Linked DNA regions of Mus musculus: all the other regions are linked to region 1. A link is a loop called in an ENCODE intact Hi-C map of the cell type or tissue named here. Cell type or tissue: heart. All regions are shown on one strand.

Region 1 (2,500 bases):
GAAGGAGGGGGGAGGGGATGTCTATGTAGACCAAAGGTGTCGAATCCCATGGATCCCTGGGTGCTGGGACTCAAACTCAGTTCCTCTGCAGTTCCTTAGTTACCGAGCCATCTCTCTAGTCCCCTACCTAGGCTAGCAGCTCTCCTCATACCGAGGGGAGCAGAGGGCACTAGCTTGGGTGTGGAGATGCTGGGGGTAAAGAAGGAGATGCTGGTGTGCAACAACTCACCAGATTTTCTCAGGTTTGGCTCAGAAGGTAGGCTTAGATTCTCCACGGATCAGAGCTGCATTGGCGCGATGCGACCAGCAGGTGGCGCCAAGGGCGTAGGCGATTCAAAGCAGAAGCGTTTCCTTCAGTTGCTAGTCAGTAACTGACAAGTTATGAGGTGCAAAAACCTCTGAGATGTTCTCTTTATCCTCTAGCTCCAAGTCTGAGCACCACATTGGCAGGAGGGAAAAAGAGGAAGAGAACTGAAATATCCTCCTTGAGGAAACTATCGGATAAACAGGAGTTTGTGCCTGTACTCTGAGGATTTCTGTAGGTTCAAAACCCCAACCCTAGCAACCTAGCGAGTTCCAGGCCAGCCTGGGCTACAGAAGAAAACCTTGTCTAAAACAAAAAAACAAACAAACAAAACACCCCCCATCCGACCCCACCCCCAAAAGAAACAGAAACGAGGGGCCTGGCTTGGTCTGACCCAACCAAAGACCCAACCAACTACGGGATAGGCAAAGCCAAGCCTTTTATTATGCAAAGGTTTTGTTTGACCAGTGCAGGGTGCAGAACCAACCCTTAAACTAAGTGTGGCTTTTTCAAAGGTTGCACAATTAGCCCAAGAGCTCATATCGCACAAGGTCGAGAATCACCAGCCGCGATGCTTGTTTCCACATTTAAGTCATTTATATCCATCCCTCTTCATGACTCTGGAAATAGCCACATGAACCCTGAACACCTAAGGTGTTCTTAGTCTTGTTGTTTTGTTCTGTTTTTTTTTTTTTAAGTTGAGTATAATTGCAAGGGAAACTGTTTCTTGCCATAATAACTCTTCTCAAAACAGAAAAGAACAAAAACTAAATGCACTGGAGTTACAATTTGTTTCAGTCTGTTTGCCATTGAATTAATTACCTGACATTATCAGTGATGTTGTTTCCACACTGTAGGGCAAAGAGGAGCTTAGCTCTTCCGTAAGAGGAATTTAGGAATTCTAAATAAAAAGAAGGCAGAAGTGATGAGGAGGAAGAGGAGGTGAGGCAGAGAGAGAGAGAGAGAGACATTCTTTCTATCCTATCCATTGCAAAACAAAAGGAATCTTGGTGGTGACCTGGCAGCTCCGAGCTCAGCCTTCCTGCCACATGTGAACGCTTCAGGAAACATCAGTTATTTTTACTAGGAAGCTCAAGGGGAAGGGCGGAGACCCAGCTTCCTGTGAGACTGCCTGACCCTGGTGTCTTAGGCCAAGTATTCTAGCAACTTGAGGAGCCGCGTTCCTTACCACCCCACCCCACCCCAGCTGGTTGATTGCCTCTTCCACAGGCTCCCACCTCTTCCCTTGCTGTAGTGGAGGTGACCTGTGGCAGGAGCAGGAACAAGACAATGGGAAGGGACAAGGAGGTGCTAGTGACCCTTTACTAAACCACCTCGGGAGCCTATGTGCTTGAGGAGCCCTGGCCAATCAAGGTTCGGCCTCGGGAAAGCACACTTCACTCCCATCTTGGTTTCTCAGACAAAGAGGGGTCCAATGAAATTCTGCAGCAAATCCTACTGCAGGCTCCTCACAGCCCCAGACCCGGTACTGCTGCCGGGAGATGCTTCAGAGCTTTACCTCAGCACCTAGTCTCTTTTAACAACAGTTGGGGTTTGTTACCTGTCTCCTATGACCCAGGGATAGAGAAGGACTGTAGAGTCCCTTATCCTACAGGTCACAGGTCTCAGTCCTAAGGAACCAAGGAACCTCTGTCTCCTCAGGTCCACAGGGAAGTCCTGAATAGCACAATATGCCGTGCCTGTTCTTACTGTCACTTCCTAGTTGTGAGGGTTCCAAGTGAGGTACTTCATTGCTATAAGCCTCTATTTCTTTGTCTGTAAGATGGGTACAACCCCACCTTCTAAAAGTTGTTGGGGCCATGTGAGCTCACTCAGATAAAGTTGAAACTGTACAACAGTATTCTGGGTACTAGCATATACTCCAGCCCCTACCCCAGGCAGCTCCTCTTATGCAGAGGTATCTAGGGGAAAAAAAAAACTTGTATGTCTGTGCTCAGGGAACAAATTTTATGCATCTTCTGTTCTAGTTTACTTTCTATTACTGTGATAAAGGCTATGACTAAAAGTAAATTGGGAGGCTGAAGAGATGGCTTAGGGGTTAAGAGCACTGTCTGCTTATTCAGAGGTCCTGAGTTCAATCCCCAGCAACCACATGGTGGCTCACACCATCTATAGTGTGATCTGATGCCTCTTCTGGCATGAGGTGTACATGCAAATAGAATACTCATACATTAA
Region 2 (2,500 bases), 280 kb after region 1:
TGTGCACTGTACATTTATGACACATTTAGGGTGACCAACTGCCTTGAGCTGCCTAGAATTGACAGCCTTTCTGGGCACACATGCACTCTAGTGTTAAAACTCATATTAGAGCATGCACACTTCAAGTGCTCTATACGCACAATCACTGTGCAGTCCAGGGAAGCATGGGGCAAACCAGTCTGCACAGATGGACCTTCAAGACACACCTAAGAGACATGGGAAATCACAGGGGAAGAGTCAGACGCAGGTGAAATCTACCACCCAAGTCAACGAACCAGAGCCGGGACACAGGGCTATCCAGTGACATCCCCCGGGCCTAAGATAAAAATGCCAGGAAGGAGCAAAGGTGAGCCTAGAGGCTGGGAAGACTGTAGTGGGAGACCCCAAGGAAAATGCTAACAGGAATGGCCCTTCATGAAGGGGAGGCCGTCGGGGAATAGAGAAAATAGGTAACAACATGTAAAACAAAGCACCCAAAAGTTAACTGCGTAGTTTAGGCATGAGCAGGAAAAAGAAAGAAAGAAAGAGAGAGAGAGAGAGAGAGAGAGAGAGAGAGAGAGAGAGAGATAGATAGATAGATAGATAGATCTAGATTTATAATGTTTCAGCTGGAGAACATGACCGGAGGTTGACTGAAAGAAAGGGGACAGGGTGAAAGGTGGTATGGGGGAGGGGCCCGGGCGCTGGGCGGTGAAGAAGGCTATGTAGGACACGAATTCACATCAGATAAGCACCAGCAACAGGCAGCAAATGAACTGCACAGAGTTTCCACCCGTGTCAGGCATTGCTCCGTGACTGATCCGGCTCACTAACGGTCACTGGCGAAAAGCGTCCCTCCCACTTTTCACGCTGGGGAGACTTGAGCCACAACTCCGCTCACAGGCCGCCGGGGCGCGAGTCCCGGAGGGCCTCCCTCCGAGTGCCCGGCGGGCCTACCTGTGCAATGGTGGCAGGTCCTGCGTGTCGCTGGCCGGGTCGGGTGTGTTGGGGATGACTCCTAGAATGGTGCTCTGCAACGACGTGCCCTTGAGCAAGCGGCTCCGCACCAGCTGCAAGTTGCGGGCCGTGTCCACACTTGTGCGCATAGTGGAGCCAGGCAGCAACACACTCTCGTGGGTCAACAGCAGCGGAAGGCGGCTGGGGATCTGGATGGGGCTCACGGAGGACATGGCCACTGGTCGTCAACACCAGAGGTGTCAGGAGGACTCCCAAGTACGAACTCTACACTTCCTTCGCCGAACGCACCGCAGCCGTCACTCGACGGCCCGCCCCCAGGCCTGAGTGCCGCCGCTTCCGGCACCGCCCCTTCCCCAGGCTCCGGTCCCCAGGCCTGCCGCCGCTTCCGGCCCCGCCCCTTCTCCAGGCTCCCAGACTTCTGCCCGGACGCTTCGGACTCGCCCCCGGGCCATGTGCTGCTGTTTCCGGGCCCGCCCACAACCCTTCCGGAGGCCGCAGCGGCTAAGCCTTCCGGTCTGTCACTCTCCCCCCCCCCCCCCCCCCAAAGCTAAAGCGTAGCGGCTTCTGGCTCCGCCCCTAGACCCAAACCCCTCAATTTCTGGCTGCATCCCCAGGCTGGTCCCTACATTAAACACCTCCGCTCCCCGCTAGCCCAGAGATACCCAATTTCTGTCGCTTCGCTCAGCCCTTCTCTCTGAACCAGTGATGCCAGACGACAAGCAAACCTGGTGCACAGACAGCATGAACAGTGCCTGCATTTAAATTCGGAAGGAATGTTGAGAAGGACGGTGTGCACTAGACATTTTTAAACCTTTTTATTGAATAGATTTTATATTTTAACAAGTATCCTATACCTCTCACTCGGTTTTCCCTATTATGTTGCATAACCATGGTTCACATAACCCAGGAAATTAGTATTACCATTACCTAATCCATAGACCTTCTCCCAAGCTGGTGGGTTTTACTATCGTCCTTAATTTTTCACTTTGTTTATCTCCTGGATCTCTTAAGTCTGTGATATTGCTTCCATCTTTGCTTTATTTTATTAGTATTTTAAACAGATACTTTTAAAAAAGGGGCATTCAATTATTTGTAGAAGGTCACAATTTGGATGATAGATTCTAGGTTGTGGTCTGAGTCACTGAGGTCTAGAGGGAGGGTGAACTGGTAGGTGATGATCTTGGTTGTGACACACTCATCAAGTATGCATTGTGTAGATATCTTGAGATAGACTTTGGGAGTAATATAAAGAAAAAATATATACAATAACTTACCTTTTTATTAAGAGTCTTATCTGGAGAGTAGAGGACTTATACTCTGAGATTCCTGGTGTCTTTTTAAAAATGGTACTTGGGATTGGACCAAGGGCTCTGAACATGGTAGGTATTTTATGAGGAAACTATGACCATCTTAAAAACCTTGGGGCATATTTTTTAAAAAAACTTTATTTATTTTTATCATGCATACATATCCTAAAAGCAACAAGTGTTTTGTGTGCATACTAATGTCTGGACTTATTTTTGTTTAATAAATTAATTTTTTG
Region 3 (2,500 bases), 58 kb after region 1:
CGTTGAAGACAGGAAGTCCATGAGCCTGTTGGACTTATCTCTGTGCCCAGGGAGAGGTGCCTCTCCTCAGCTCTGTAAGCTGGCCCTGCATACAACCCAACGAGTGTGACCAGCCCTAAGACAAAAGACTGGTAAGGCATTGTCAAATCCAGGGATGCTCGATCCCTTATGGTTCTGGAAATGGTACCAGATGCCCTATAGGCCACTCTTAGGGGGCTGATTTCACCACCCCATAGCTTTCTCCTCAGGCCTTCAGAAACCATGGAACTAGCATCTAGGCCTTCAGTGTTAGCCATAGGCGCTTTGAAAGGGTTTCTTACTGTCCCTCTCACTTCATCCACAGACACATGCAGCCGCTACTCAATGCCCTGCCAAGTGTGGGCACATTTGACCCTGGCTTCCGGAGTCCCAGCACGCAGGTAGCCAACAACAGCCACCAGCCTCCACCCCGGATCCAGACCTCTTCAAGCCCTTGGCTTCCCCAGCAGTCCCACTTCACAGCTCTGGCCACCCTTCCCAGTATGCAGCAGAACCCACCCCTGCCAGCACAGAGATCTTCTGCAGAGACCAGCGAGCTGAGGGAGGCGCTGCTAAAGATCTTCCCTGACTCTGAGCAAAAGCTGAAGATCGACCAGATCCTGGCAGCTCATCCGTACATGAAAGACCTGAATGCCCTGTCGGCCCTGGTGTTGGACTGACGGCTGGGCTGGAGCCCACTGATGCTGGGGAACTGCCAACCGTGGGATGGACCATAACGTGAAGAAGCCTTCCCGGAAAGCATTGCTGTGTTGTATAGAAAAAGGAGGGAAATGTTTTATGTATACAAAAGTCTGGGGTTTCAAAGCCAGCTTTTTTCTATATATAAATTATGCTGCTATTACAGACTTAACGTTTTCTGTAAAAGGAAAGTACTCTTTCTGCCTGTTCAGAACTGTTTAATAGCAGTTACTCTTGAGTGTATTTACAGTTTTATGTTTTTTAAACTATTTTCCTTAAAGCTGAAGAAAAAATGACAAATAAATATGGTTAGCCTTTCTAAATAAAATTTTAAAAAAAAATTAAGAAAAAAAAAGGAGTTGCTTCCTTAAGGAAAGCAAGACTTCTTAAAGTCTATTTTCTTGAGGTAATTTGTCCTGTTCACTAAACATGGCGTGTGCTCCCCTGCCTTCATCCCTAGAGTGGGCCTGCTCTGCTCTTGTGGGGCCTTCTCAGCGAGCCATTATGAGAGTGAAGAAGTGGAGCCACTAGATGGCATCTGACACCCGGGCTGTCACCAGTGGCCAGACAAAGTCAGACTGAGGAGCAGGTGGGAAGTCTTAGAGGACGTACAGCCCCAGCATGCTCCCTGACTGGCGTAGCTCCGTAGTGCACTCACCAGCCATGGCCGCCATGCTCCCACCCTGGCTCCACAGCTACCTTAGCCTCAGAAGACAAGGTAGGCACTGAAGCCTCTGGTGAGGAGACCCCCCCCCCCCCATGTGGCGTTTGTACAGCTTTGCCAAAAAGTTTTCTATTCTCAAGGATGACCCAAGCCAATAAATAGCATTAGTCCTTTCAGAAGGGCCTCAAAGCCCCTGCATTTCCCTTCTTTTGTCTACTTAGAGGTTTCTTAGCAGCAATTCCTGAGTCTTTCAGAACCAGTTATCTCAGTATTGTCTCTTCTCGGTGTAGCTTGAAGTCTGTGTCTGTGAACCCCCTCCTGGTCATTCTTAGTGTCTTGGCTCTCACCTGGACCTTCAAAGGGCTTTGTGTTCTCCATCCATGCAGTCTCCAGGCCCTTGTGGTTAAATTCACTGCCCTGTGGATTGTTGTTCTCCCGGTCCCGCAGGTAACCGTGGACTTGGTGCTGGTTTGTTATCCGTAGTGCAGGGACTGTGTAGATCACAGAATGCTGCCACCATGCCGTGTCTTGGTTCATTTGGTCCCTGCACCCATCAGGAGATGAACAGAGCCTTCTAGGTGGCCATACTTACGTGATCTCTCCTGAATTTGTTGATGATCCAGCCTGCTGGGAAGCTGTTTGTCATCTGTCCCTAGGGGGTTTCAGACCTGCAGGCTGTGTGAGTACAGAACAGAGACTTCTGGCCAGCCCCAGGAGTTGACCCACCACAGTCCCCCACCCAGTGCCTCAGCTTGGGAGCACAGCAAAGGTGCCAAGGTGGAGCTGTCTCCAGGGCTTCCTGGTGTGGTCAATCCCAGCCCAGCACTGCTGGGAACCAGGAGAGCCGGGAGTACTCCATAGCTGCCTCAGCCTGATGCTGGCCTGAGGAGCACAGGCTCTCAAAGGCCCTTCGGCTAGCCTGATCTTTGAGTTGTGTGCCTCTGTGTTCTTAGTATTGTTTCTGAGAGATACCTGCCCATTTCCCCTTGCCCCATATAGGAGGGAGGAAAAAGCTGGAGGAAACCAAAAGGCATTAATTACTTTGTAGATTATAATGTGAAATATAATTCTAGATTCTTTGTGAAATCTGTCACATTTAGGTATAACATTTACAGCCCA

The links. Hi-C counts contacts between places; a loop is a spot of excess contacts. Peaks named below come from ENCODE experiments on the same cell type or tissue, not always from the same donor. Only the 100,000 strongest peaks of a DNase experiment are listed, where the experiment ranks them.
Region 2: it touches region 1 in a loop (5-fold over the local background); 2 of 42 quality-filtered maps call a loop at or near these places.
Region 3: a loop joins it to region 1, with 5 times the contacts of the local background. A loop is called at or near these places in 10 of 42 quality-filtered maps.

The regions. Positions count from the first base shown.
Region 1 is chr8:86,901,113-86,903,612 of GRCm38, reverse strand. No RefSeq gene overlaps it. Among named protein-coding and RNA genes, the nearest start is that of N4bp1, 17 kb to the right of the region's middle. In heart, no CTCF peak of the experiment used is centred here; DNase peaks (open chromatin) are centred at 302 and 1,402; H3K27ac peaks cover 687 bases.
Region 2 is chr8:86,622,853-86,625,352 of GRCm38, reverse strand. Lonp2 (lon peptidase 2, peroxisomal) reads right to left here and starts at 1,310. Exons shown (of 15, transcript NM_025827.3): 1 at 937-1,310. The coding sequence starts at 1,169. In heart, no CTCF peak of the experiment used is centred here; a DNase peak (open chromatin) is centred at 1,312; H3K4me3 peaks cover 2,075 bases; H3K27ac peaks cover 1,799 bases.
Region 3 is chr8:86,842,885-86,845,384 of GRCm38, reverse strand. It overlaps N4bp1 (NEDD4 binding protein 1), which reads left to right. Exons shown (of 7, transcript NM_030563.2): 7 at 344-2,500. The coding sequence ends at 698. Among named protein-coding and RNA genes, the nearest start is that of Gm33877, 7.5 kb to the left of the region's middle. In heart, a CTCF peak has its summit at 1,235 (motif pointing right); a DNase peak (open chromatin) is centred at 1,304.